Regions from separate parts of the Homo sapiens genome. Here regions 2 and 3 are each linked to region 1. A link is an interaction called in ENCODE POLR2A ChIA-PET data of the cell type or tissue named here. Cell type or tissue: OCI-LY7. All regions are shown on one strand.

Region 1 (4,000 bases):
CATTCAGCTAAATCGTGCTTCACTGAGGTATTTTCCCATGTGAGCTCTGCTTGACACAGAAATCTTTATGAAGCAAGTGTACTTTTCTGTGGAAGAGGTGACTTGGGAATAATTTCTTTTACTATCCTGTTTTTTTAGCCCATTCCTGGTTTAGAAAAAAAAAATGTGCAACTCGCTGCCAGCGTTCATCTAATTTTACGTAAACATGCTCTTTGAGGCCGAAGCAAATCTGACTGATTTTAAATGCGAAAATAGAAAAACTGTTCTTGGAGTTCTTTCCTTTTTTTTTGAGATGAGTCTCGTCTTGTCACTCAGGCTGGAATGCAGTGGCGGGATCTCGGCTCACTGCAACCTCTGCCTCCCAGGTTCAAGCAATTCTCCTGCCTCAGCCTCCCGAGTAGCTGGGATTACAGGCATGCCCCACCACGCCTGGCTAGTTTTTGTATTTTTAGTAGAGACAGGGTTTCACCAGGCTGCTCTCGAACTCCTGACCTCAAGTGGTGCACCTGCCTTGGCCTCCCAAAGTGTTGGGATTACAGGCGTGAGCTACCATGCTTGGCCTTTTTAATTTTTTTAAAAAAATAGAGATGGGGTCTTGCTATGTTGACCAGGCTGGTCTCAAATTCCTGACCTCAAGTGATCCTCCCATCTTGGTCTCCCAAAGTGCTGGGATTACAGAGGTGAGCCACTGCACCCAGCCATGTTCATGGGAGTTATTTCTAAATAGAACTTGTCTCTAATCCTAATGTAACAGAAATGTATATGATGTTACATTAGGATTAAAGACAGGAGTATTCTTGGGGCAAATGGGAAATGGGTTAAAAACACCACTCCAAAGATTTTGTGAAAGCTGAAATGTCCACATGAGTTATCCTAACCCTGACCTCAGCACTGCCCTTATCCTTCACATGGGACCCAGTGCTGGGAGCCAGAGCCATCCTTGGGCTGCTGTCCCAGGATGTCTGCTCATTTCTCTGCTTCTGCTTTCCAATGTCTCTAACTTTGGTTTAAAAAAAAAAAAAAAAATTTTTTTTTTTTTTTAGACAGGGTTCTTCTGTCTGTCGCCCAGGCTGGAGTGCAGTGGCACAACCTCAGCTCACTGCAGCATCTGCCTCCCAGGCCCAAAACAATCCTCCATTTCCATTTCCCAGGTAGCTGGGACTACAGGCACATGCCACCAGGCCTGGCTAATTTTTTGTATTTTGAGTAGAGACAGGGTTTTGACTTGTTGCCCAGGCTGGTCTCGAACTCCTAAGCTCAAGCAATCTGCCTGCCTTGGCCTCCCAGAGTGCTGGGATTGCGGACATGAGCCACCATGCCTGGCCTATAAATAATTTTTTAATTATACAAGTAATGCATGAATCAGTTCTCTTTGTAAAAGATTAAAGCATTACAGAGAAGGCCAAAGTCCCCTTTATCAATACTCAACCCTGCTCCCCTCCACCTTTCCCAAAAGGAAGCTATAGGTGAATCCTTCCAGACCCTTTTCTGTGCATTTGAATACATTTCTATGCATCCATAGAAATTATATATTGTAGGTTTTTTTGTTTTCTGTTTTGTTTTTGTTTTGTTTTTTGGAGACAGGGTCTCACCCAAGCTGAAGTGCAGTGGTGCAGTCTCGGCTCACTGCACCTCAGCCTCCTGTGCTCAAGCTATCCTCCCACCCCAGCTTCCCAAGTAGCTGGGACTACAGGTGCGTGCTGCCACACCTGGCTAATTTTTGTATTTTTAGTAGAGATGGGGTTTCACACTGTTGCCTAGGCTGGTCTTGAACTCCTGGGCTCAGGTGATCCACCCGCCTCAGCCTCCCGTAGTGCTGGGATTACAGGCATGAACCACCACACCTGGCCTGTATATTGTTTTGTTCTGTTGGTGATTTACATGGCCAAATATAATACATTAGAGAAGCGTCCATTTTAGTACATGTAGCTCTACCTCCTTCACTTTTTTTTTTTTTTTTTTTTTTTTGAGACGGAGTCTCGCTCTGTCGCCCAGGCTGGAGTGCGGTGGCATGATCTCGGCTCACTGCAAGCTCCACCTCCTGGGTTCAAGCTAGTCTCCTGCCTCAGCCCCCCGAGTAGCTGGGATTATAGGCGCCATGCCTGGCTAATATTTTTGTATTTTTAGTAGAGACGGGGTTTCACCGTGTTAGCCAGGATGGTCTCAATCTCCTGACCTCGTGATCCGCCCGCCTTGGCCTCCCAAAGTGCTGGGATTACAGGCTTGAGCCACCGCGCCCAGCCTTTTTTTTCTTTTTTGAGTGTATTGGTCTTATAGTTTGTCTTCTGTGAATTGCTAGTTTATATCCTTTGCCTACTTTTTAAATTGTGGCAAAATATCCATAACATAAAATTTACCATTTTCAGCATATAGTTGAGTAGATTAAGTACAGCCACACTGTTGTGCAGCAGTCACGGCCATCCCTCTCTAGAACTCTTCATCATCCCGTACTGAAACTGTACCCATGAAACAGTAACTCCCACTCTCCCCTCCCCCTAGCCCTTGGTAACCACTGCCCTACTTTCTCTCTCTTTGAATTTGACTCAGACCTCATTAAGTCATGAGTTTCCTCATATTTATAAGATGTACCTCATTAAGCGGACTCATATAATATTCACCCTTTTGTAACTGGCTTATTTCACTTAATGTCTTCAGGGTTCATCCATGTTATACCATGTATCAGAATTTCATTCATTTTTAAGGCTGAATAATATTCTTTCTATTTTTTTTTTTAAGACAAAGTCTCATTCTGTCACCCAGGCTGGAGCGCAGTGGTGCGATCTTAGCTCACTGCCACTTCCGCCTTCCAGATTCAAGTGATTCTCCTGCCTCAGCCTTCCGAGTAGCTGGGATGACAGGCGTGCACCACCACACCTGGCTAATTTTTTGTATTTTTAGTAGAGACGGGGTTTTACCACATTGGCCAGGCTAATCTTGAACTCCTGACTTCAAGTGATCTGCCCACCTCAGCCTCCCAAAGTTCTGGGATTACAGGCGTGAGCCACCACGCCAGGCCTAGGCTGAATAATATTCTGTTGCATGTATATGCAGCATTTTGTTTGTCCCTCTGTCAGTCAGTGGACATTTGGCTTATTTTCATTCTTTGGCTATCATGAATAATGTTGCTGTGAACATTAGTGTCCAAATTCCCTGCTTTCAGTTATTTTCTGTAAACACTCAGAAGTAGAATTGCTGGATCAAATGGTAATTCTGTTTAATTTTTTGAGGAGCTGCTGTGCTGTTTTCCACAGATGGTGCACGATTTTATAATTCCACCAGCAATACATAAAAGTTCCAGTTTCTCCTCACCAACAGATATTATTTTCTGTTTTTATTGATAGTAGCCATCCTAATGGTATGGTAATTGCTTTAATTTGCATTTCCCTAATGATAAGTTATATTGAGCATCTTTTCATTTGCTTATTGGCCATTTTGTCTATCTTTTTGGGAGAAATGTCTGTTCAAGTCCTTTGCCCATTTTTGAATTGGGTTTCTTTTTTTTTTTTTTTTTTGAGAAGTCAGTCTGTTGCCAGGCTGGATTGCAGTGGCGCCATCTCAGCTCACTGCGACCTCCGCCTCCTGAGTTCTAAGCGATTCTCCTGCCTCAGCCTCCTGAGTAGCTGGGACTACAGGTGCATGCCACCACACCCAGCTAATTTTTGTATTTTTAGTAGAGACAGGGTTTCACCATGTTGGCCAGGATGGTCTCGATCTCTTGACCTTGTGATCTGCCTGTGTCAGGCCCCCAAAGTGCTGGGATTACAGGCATGAGCCACCACGCTCAGCATTGTTTGGTTTTTTGTTGTTGAGTTTTAGAAGTTCTGAGTTCATATATTCTGGGTATTAATCCCTTATCAGATGTGATTTGCAAACCTTGGTCACTTTTATTTTCTTCTTTGGGACAGAGTCTTGTTCTGTTGCCCAGACTGGAGTGCAGTGATGCAATCTCAGCTCACTGCAATCTCTGCCTCCAGGGTTCAAGTGATCCTCCTGCCACAGC
Region 2 (4,000 bases), 560 kb after region 1:
TTTAAAGGGTCTGGGCGTGGTGGCTCACACCTGTAATTCCAGCACTTTGGGAAGCTGAGGTGGGAGGATCACTTGAAGTCAGGAGTTCGAGACCAGCCTGGTCAACATGGTGAAACCTTGTCTCTACTAAAAACACAAAAATTAGCTGGGTGTGATGGCGGGCGCCTGTAGTCCCAGCTACCTGGGAGGCTGAGGCAGGAGAATCGCTTGAATCCGCGAGGCAGAGTTTGCAGTGAGCCGAGATCATGCTACTGCACTCCAGCCTGGCGATAGAGCAAGACCCTGTCTCAAAAAAAAGAAAAAAAGAAAATTTAAAGGTATTAATTAAAAAAATCTCAACCTTTGAACATGCCACTTCTAAATATTCTGTGTGACAAAATGGGAAGTATGTACAACAAGAACCCTCTCTCCTGGCTCCGTCGTTGCTTGAGACAAGCACCGTGTGACTGGGTTGCAAGCTGCGCTAGCCACTCTTCATGGAACACCATTTGTACTTGAAAGAACAACCAACCAACAAACTATAGCCTTTCAGACTGGGACATTGGCAGATATTCTCTTAAAAATGAACAAAGTTGCCTGTCAACTGACAGTATTTGTTGCCAATGATAAAATTTGACTTGCAAGCAAAAATTAGAATTTTGGAGAACTTGTGTCTGCCACCGTGGGTTTGACAGCTTCCTACTTAAATACTTTCCCAGAGACTGGTGGTATATTAGTGAATGTGACTTTTTTGGATATTGTATTATGAAATGTGACATCATCTAGAAGAGATGCATAATTCAGTAAACCAGTATTTTTTCCAATGACCAATGCATCATGTTACAAAATGAATAAAAGACCCATTCAAAGTGCAAAGCAGACCAGCGGGTTTTAACAGAGTAGGAAGAGCTCATTGATGTGGTTTCAGATACCATATTGTAACAAACCATTGAGAAACTACCACTTGTGAAGATCTGGTTTAGTATCCAAGAAGGATATCCATAATTATCTGAGAAGGCTATTAAAATACTCTTTCCTTTTTGAGCCAAATATCTGTGTGAAGCCAGATATTCTTCCCACACTTAAACCAAAACATGTTGCAACAAGCTGAATGCAAAAGCACATATGAGAATCCAGCTGTGTTCTATTAAGCCAGTCATTACAGAGATTTGCAAAAATGTTAAACAATAAATGAATTCCCATTTTATGGGTGCTGAAACTGGGGCTTAGAAAGTGGCAGAGCTGTGCCTTGGATCAAATCCCTTTCTCTGCTGTGCCTCAGTCTCCCCATCTGGTCGCCGACCTAGAAGCTGATGAGCAAAGGTCTTCTCACATCTCCTGCCCAGGCATCAGTGCCAGGCTCTGGCCCCTTGGCCCTCTTCCCCACCTGCTGCCCAAGGTGGGCGGGGTCCAGGCCCTGGGAGGCTGGTGGCCAGCCTCACGTCCCCAGGCCTGGCAAGGAGATGACCAGGGTCGTTTGCAGTAATGAATTGCGGACGGGTGGCGGCCGGGTGAAGGAGTGCGCCGGCCATGGCCCGTAATGCCTCACACGCCAGGTCTGGCACGGGTAATTTACTGCCACCGACAATAACATATTTCACTTCCCGTCGCCCCAATGAAGATTAGTTGTGTTTGCAAGTGGCTGAGTACACAGTCAATTCCGCTTAAACGTTTACAGTCAACTGAGCACAGATAATGCCCCCTCCGAACATGTATCTGTGCCTCCTGCAGCTCGGGGAGGGGCTCAGAGCAGAGGAAGGGGGTCCCCGCCCCAGGAAGGGACTGCAGCTGCTGCTTCACCGAGACCCAGGCTGTATAGTGGGAGGGATTTGGGAGCCGGGGGTTGGGCTGAGATCTATAGCTTCCTTTGATGCCCCCCTCCCCCACCTCTTTTCAGATTGTCCTTTAAAATCATTCATTCAACAAACACTTTGCTAAGGACCTCTGTATAGCCTTTAGGTACAGGGAGAATTCAAAGCCATGATTATATTTGATTCTAGCGACATCCTAGGAGGCATATTTGCTCTCCAGTTTCCAAAAGAAGGGAAGTTAAGGCTCAGGGAGGCTCAATAGCTTTCCCAAGGTCACATAGCTGGTGCCATGCAGAGTCAGGATTTGAACCCAGGCCTGATGGGGTTTCTGAGTCTCATATTATTCCTAGTGGTCCTGATTGTACAAGCTTGAGCCCTGGCCTGGGCTAGATTGTCTGCCCTGTCCAACAATGGCCCCACAGCTGCTAGAGGAACTCTAGATTCATATTCCCTGTGCACCTATATTTGGGTTGACCAGTAGACTCTGGTTTGGAATCCCTGGGTCAGGTAGGGGGTCCTATGGCAGGGCTGGGGTGCTTTGAGCCTGAAGTCATTTAAGCCTGGACAGAGGAGGGAGGCCTGGAATTTTTCTTGTCAGGTGAAGGAGTTTGCTCCTGAGAAGCAGGCTTCTTTTCTTTTTTTTTCTTTTTCCTTTTTTCTTCTTTTTTTCTTTCTTTCTTTTCCTTTTTTTTTTTTTGACAGGGTCTTACTCTATCACCTAGGCTGGAGTGCATTGAGGCAGTCATGGCTCACTGCAGCCTCAACCTCCTAGGCTCAGGTGGTCCTCCCACCTCAGCCTCCCAAGTAGCTGGGACCACAGGTGCACACCATCATCCCCAGCTAATTTTTTTTTTCTTTTTGAGATGAAGTCTCACTCTGTTGCCCAGGTTGGAGTGCAGTGGTGCCATCTTGGCTCACTGCAACCTCCGCCTCCTGAGTTCAAGCCATTCTCCTGCCTCAGCCTCCCGAGTAGCTGGGACTACAGGCGCCCACCACCATGCCCAGCTAATTTTTATATTTTTTGTAGAGACTGGATTTCCCCATGTTGCCCAGGCTGGTCTGGAACTACTCCTGGACTCAAACAATCTGCTTACATCAGCCTCCCAAAGTCCTCCCAGGTGTGAGCCACCATGCCTGGCCAACAAACAGGCTTCTTTTTTTTTTTTTTTTTTTTCCTGAGACAAAGTCTCATTCTGTTGCCTAGGCTGGAGTGCAGTGGCACCGTCTCAGCTCACCACAACCTCCGCCTCCCAGGTTCAAGTGATTCTTCTGCCTCAGCCTCCCGAGTAGCTGGGATTACAGGTACCCACCACTTACGCCCAGTTAATTTTGTATATTTAGTAGAGATGGGGTTTCACCATGTTGGCCAGGATGGTCTCAAACTCCTGACCTCAAGTGATCCACCTACCTTGGCCTCCCAAAGTGCTTTGATTACAAGTGTGAGCCACCGCACCCAGCCCAAACAGGTTTCTTGATGAGGGTTGCCCAGTCCAGTCCTGGGGCCCAGCTCCCCACCAGACCTACCCCTGACACTTGCAGGGTCTAGAGTTGGTATGCATGGAGGCCCTGGCCCCAGGCCACCCAGCCCTGTCTTCCCAACATGGGCTGCAGCCAGGACTGGAAAGACCTTGCTTACATATATGTAGATGCCAGCCCACCAGGCCCAGCTCCAGACACACCCACCCCCTGAAACGGCTGCCCCTTGGCCAAGAGGCCTACTCTTACTGGTGGCAGATTTGTCCTGGGAGCATGGACCTTGGATGGGCTTAGGGAAGGGCCCCTCCAGGCCACAGAAGGGGGCTGAGGGCTGTTGGAGAAGGGGATTCCAGGATCTCAGCTTCTGGATTCGGTCAGGAGAGGGGCAGGCCCCCGGTGGGCACGTCCCCTGTGGGAGGGGGCTCAGCTGAGTCCTCTAAGTAGCAAGCAGGTAGTCCAGGTCCAAGGTGATGCCATCTCCAAGCTATCCTTGCTCATGGCCAGGGGGGTGTTGGGGAGGCCGAGGGGGTGATCTTGGGCCCCTCCATTCCACACCGCTCCCTATCCAAGGCCAGCCTCTGAAGTCCCTGAGGGGCTTCCATGCCATGGTGACCTCGCCGGCACTGCCCGTCCAAGGCCTGCTATGGAGAAGCAGAGACCCGCTGTGCCTCACCCTGAGGCTGGGCCTTCCATCGCCAGAATCCCACTGCAAATGTCAGACTTTCATGTCTCAC
Region 3 (4,000 bases), 62 kb after region 1:
CTTTTTAACTTTTTGGTATAGGAAAAAAAGTTGACCTGTTTTTTTTTAACACCTTCAGAAGCAGAGTAAATAGCACAGTGGTCCCCCAATGCATTCATCAGCCAGCTTCAATAACCATTGCCTTTCTGCCCTTCTAGTTTCATCTTCCTATACCCATTTTCCCTATATTATTCCCCCAACATTTTATTATAAAAAAATTTAAGCTGGGTGCAGTGGCTCATGCCTGTAATCCCAGCACTTTGGGGGCCAAAGTGGGCGGATCACGAGGTCAGGAGATCGAGACCATCCTGGCTAACATGGTGAAACCCCGTCTCTACTAAAAATACAAAAAATTAGCCGGGCGTGGTGGCAGGTGCCTGTAGTCCCAGCTACTCAGGAGGTTGAGGCAGGAGAATGGCATGAACCCAGGAGGCGGAGCTTGCAGTGAGCCGAGATCGCACCACTGCACTCCAGCCTGGGCGACAGAGCGAGACTCCATCTCAAAAAAAAAAAAAAAATTTTTAAACATACAAGTTGAAAGAATTTTACAGTGGGTGCCCATATACCCCTGATTAGATTCTGCCATTACCATTTTTCTGTATTTGTCACCTGTAAATTGCAGATATCAGTGTCTTTATCCTTGAATACTTCAACATGCATGTCATTAATTAGAGCTCCAGAGTTTTTTTTGTTTGTTTGTTTATTTGTTTGTTTTAAGAGACAGGGTCTTAGGCCGAGCGTGGTGGCTCACATCTGTAATTCCAGCACTTTGGGAGGCCGAGGCGGGCAGATCACTTGAGGCCAGGAGTTTAAGACCAGCCTGGCCAACATGGAAAAACGCCCATCTCTACAAAAAATACAAAAATTAGCCAGGCCTGGTGGCATGCACCTGTAATCCCAACTACTCAGGAGGCTGAGGCAGGAGAATCTTTTGAACCTGGGAGGCAGAGGTTGCATTGAGCCAAGATTGTGCCACTACACTCCAGCCTGGGTGACAGAGTGAGACCCTGTCTCAAAAAAAAGAAAAGAGACAGGGTCTCACTCTGTCGCCCAGGCTGGAGTGCAGTGGCACAATCTCGGCTCACTTGCAGCCTCTACTACCCTGGGCTCCCATCTCAGCCTCCAGAGTAGCTGGGACTACAGGGACACACCACCACGCCTGGCTAATTTTTTTTTTTTAATTTTTATTTTTTAGGTAACAGAGTTTGCCATGTTGCTCGGGCTGGTCTTGAACTCCTGGGCTCAAGCGATCCTCCTGCCTTGGCCTCCCAAAGTGCTGGGATTATAGATGTGAGCCACTGCATCTGGCCCCCAGACTATTTTCAAGCAATTCTCACAGCTAGATGTCACACTGTTTTGCCCGTAATACTTTAGCACACATTTCTAAAAGACACAAGTTTTTTTTTTAAACCATTGCCATAATTATATCTATCTAACAGAATGAATGATAATTCCTTAATCTAGTACCTAGTTCATGCTGACTGTCCTCCAGGTGGCTCAAAGATGTCTTTGAATGGTTTTATTCAAATCAGGACCCACAGGGTTTCTCTTAAGTCTCCTCATCTGTAATAATCAGCAACTCCCTTTATTAAATGCCAGTTACTTATTGAAACTGGGTCATTTGTCCCGTAGAATTTTCCATATTCTGGATTTGGCTGATTGCATCTTCCAAGTGTCATCTAACATGTTCTTCTATACCTATAAATAAGTACTAGGTCAAGAGGCTTGAATCAATTCAGGTGCAGATCCTTAGCAGGAATACTTTGAAGGTGTTTTTCTGTTTTCTCTTGCATCACGTCAAGAACATAAAGTTCAGTTACCCCACTTTTAGTGATTTTTGTTCATTAGTGAGTTTAGGGTATCAGTCTGACCTCCGTCGTAAAGTTCCCTATCACCCTCTTGCCGAATGACTTTACTGCCTGCTGATGAGCAAAGCCCAGATTATTGTTTCGTTACTATAGTGATTTTCTACTTCCGTCAATCTTTCTGTGCTTATTAGCTCTTGTTGTTTTTTGTTGTTGTTGTTGTTGTTTCTGGTTTTGTTTGTTTGTTTTGAGACAGGGTCTCTCTCTGTCATCCAGGCTAGAGTGCAGTGGCACAATCTTGGCTCACTGCAACCTCAACTTGTCAGGTTCAAGCGATCCTCCTGCCTCAGCCTCTTGAGTAGCTGGGACCACAGGCGCTCGCCACCATGCCTGGCTAATTTTATGTATTTTTGATAGAGATGAGGTTTCACTACATTGCCCAGGCTGGTCTCAAACCTGAGCTCAAACGATACTCCCGCCTTGGCCTTCCAAAGAGCTGGCATTACAGGCATGAGCCACTGTGCCCGGCCCAACTCTCATTGTTCTCTACCACACGACTTTCCTCAAGCATTTGCTTACCCTGAAATACAGTCCCTGAAAGGCAGAGTACATGGTTGATTATGTCCTTTTTTTGTGTGTGGGCGGGGCTAAGTCTATTTTCAGAGTAATGAGTAGCCCTAGCAGCCATGAAAAGTATCAACGAGTTGTTTTTGTTTTGAGGGGTGTTACGACCTTATGGTTTTTAAAGATATTTTGATGTGTTTCAATCCACTGCAGTCATCATCCGTTTGCAGCCTCTCTTTGGTAGCCCATGCCCCTGGAGGGTCCTTGTTTTCAGGCAAGAAGATATCTCAGCTCATCATGTACATTTCTGCCCCAGCCCTAGAATCAGACATTTCTCCAAGGAGTCCTGGTTCCTTTCAGTGGGAAATGTTCTTAGAGACATTATAATCTGGACACTAACGATGTCTGTGGAATTTTTACAAGATCGCCTTGGCTTCTCTGTGCATGATGAACTGGAGGGACAAGACCAGGCCAGAGAGACAGGTCAAGAGACTTTCGCAGTGGCCCAAGTGAGATATAACAGTGGCTTGAACTTGATCTTAGGTAAATCACTTAGCGCAATGCTTGGTACATGATGGAGAGCACCATAAATGGTAGCACACTCTTTCATCAATGACTTGATCTGTATTAGTTTACTTAAACTCCAAAACTGTATGAGGAAGACTTCCTTATCATTGTATACATGAGAAAACCCAAGCTCAGAGAGGTGAGGAAACTTGTTCAAGGTCACACAGGAAATGAACAGCAGAAATAGAACCTGAATCCAGATCTCGTGCTCTAACCAATGCACTGTGTCGCCCAGAGGGTTCTTGGTTTCACACTCAAAAATGACTTACATTTTGGTGCAAAACCTGATCCATCACGAGTTCATGGCGATTCTCCTGGTTGTGCCCTCAGGTTTGTGATTTTATTTGCTTCCCAGTGAGATCATAAACCCACGAGGGCAGGGCTGGGCCATTCCTGCCTGTTTGCTCCATGTCTCCAGCAGCGTGTACCACACCTGGCAGGTGCTCAGGAAATACCTGCTGATGAATGAGTGAATGGCTGAAGAAGGCAAATTCACAGCACAGCAGGGGGAGAAGCGAAGAAGGATAGGATTCCACCTGTGAAGATGGCAAGGACCAGAACTTAGGAGAGCTGAACAGTGGACTTCAGCAATTTCTGCAGGGATAATTCAAGTGAGAGGCTAGCCAGACAGATCAGACTGATAGGCCTTTAGACTGCGGAACATGTTTTCCATTGGAGGTGGAAAAACGGCTCCTCTTACCTTCCTTCAAGGCAGGGGCCGATCTGGAACCATTCAGGCCAGTTTTGCTTGGGATGGCAGATTCACCACATCAAGAATTTGATCTGAACCAGGCATGGTGGCTTATGCCTGTAATCCCAGAACTTTGGGAGGAAGAGGTGGGAAGATTGCTTGAGGACAGGAGTTCAAGACCAGCCTGGGCAACACAGAAAGACCCTATCTCTACAAAATATAAAAAAGATTAGCTAGATGTCGTGGTGTGCACCTGTAGTCCCAGCTATTTGGGAGGCTAAAACAGGAGGATTGCTTGATCCCAGGAGTTCGAGGCTGCTGTCAGTTACAATTGTGCCACTGGACTCCAGCCTGGGTGACAGAGAGAGACCTTGTCTCTACACACACAAAAAAA

Evidence for each region. Peaks named below come from ENCODE experiments on the same cell type or tissue, not always from the same donor. Only the 100,000 strongest peaks of a DNase experiment are listed, where the experiment ranks them.
Region 2: POLR2A ChIA-PET joins it to region 1 with 5 read pairs; 2 of 35 experiments call an interaction of 5 or more read pairs at or near these places.
Region 3: POLR2A ChIA-PET joins it to region 1 with 5 read pairs; 3 of 35 experiments call an interaction of 5 or more read pairs at or near these places.

Annotation. Positions count from the first base shown.
Region 1 is chr12:109,060,385-109,064,384 of GRCh38, forward strand. The region is part of intron 3 of USP30 (ubiquitin specific peptidase 30); the gene reads left to right. Among named protein-coding and RNA genes, the nearest start is that of USP30-AS1, 8.4 kb to the left of the region's middle. In OCI-LY7, no CTCF peak of the experiment used is centred here; DNase peaks (open chromatin) are centred at 1,847 and 2,487; H3K4me3 peaks cover 2,139 bases; H3K27ac peaks cover 4,000 bases.
Region 2 is chr12:109,620,531-109,624,530 of GRCh38, forward strand. No RefSeq gene overlaps it. Among named protein-coding and RNA genes, the nearest start is that of MVK, 49 kb to the left of the region's middle. In OCI-LY7, no CTCF peak of the experiment used is centred here; no DNase peak of the experiment used is centred here.
Region 3 is chr12:109,122,700-109,126,699 of GRCh38, forward strand. The region is part of intron 1 of ACACB (acetyl-CoA carboxylase beta); the gene reads left to right. LOC105369974 (a long non-coding RNA gene) reads right to left here. Exons shown (of 3, transcript XR_945332.3): 2 at 1,447-4,000. Among named protein-coding and RNA genes, the nearest start is that of ACACB, 8.1 kb to the left of the region's middle. In OCI-LY7, a CTCF peak has its summit at 1,452 (motif pointing right); a DNase peak (open chromatin) is centred at 1,502; H3K27ac peaks cover 1,453 bases.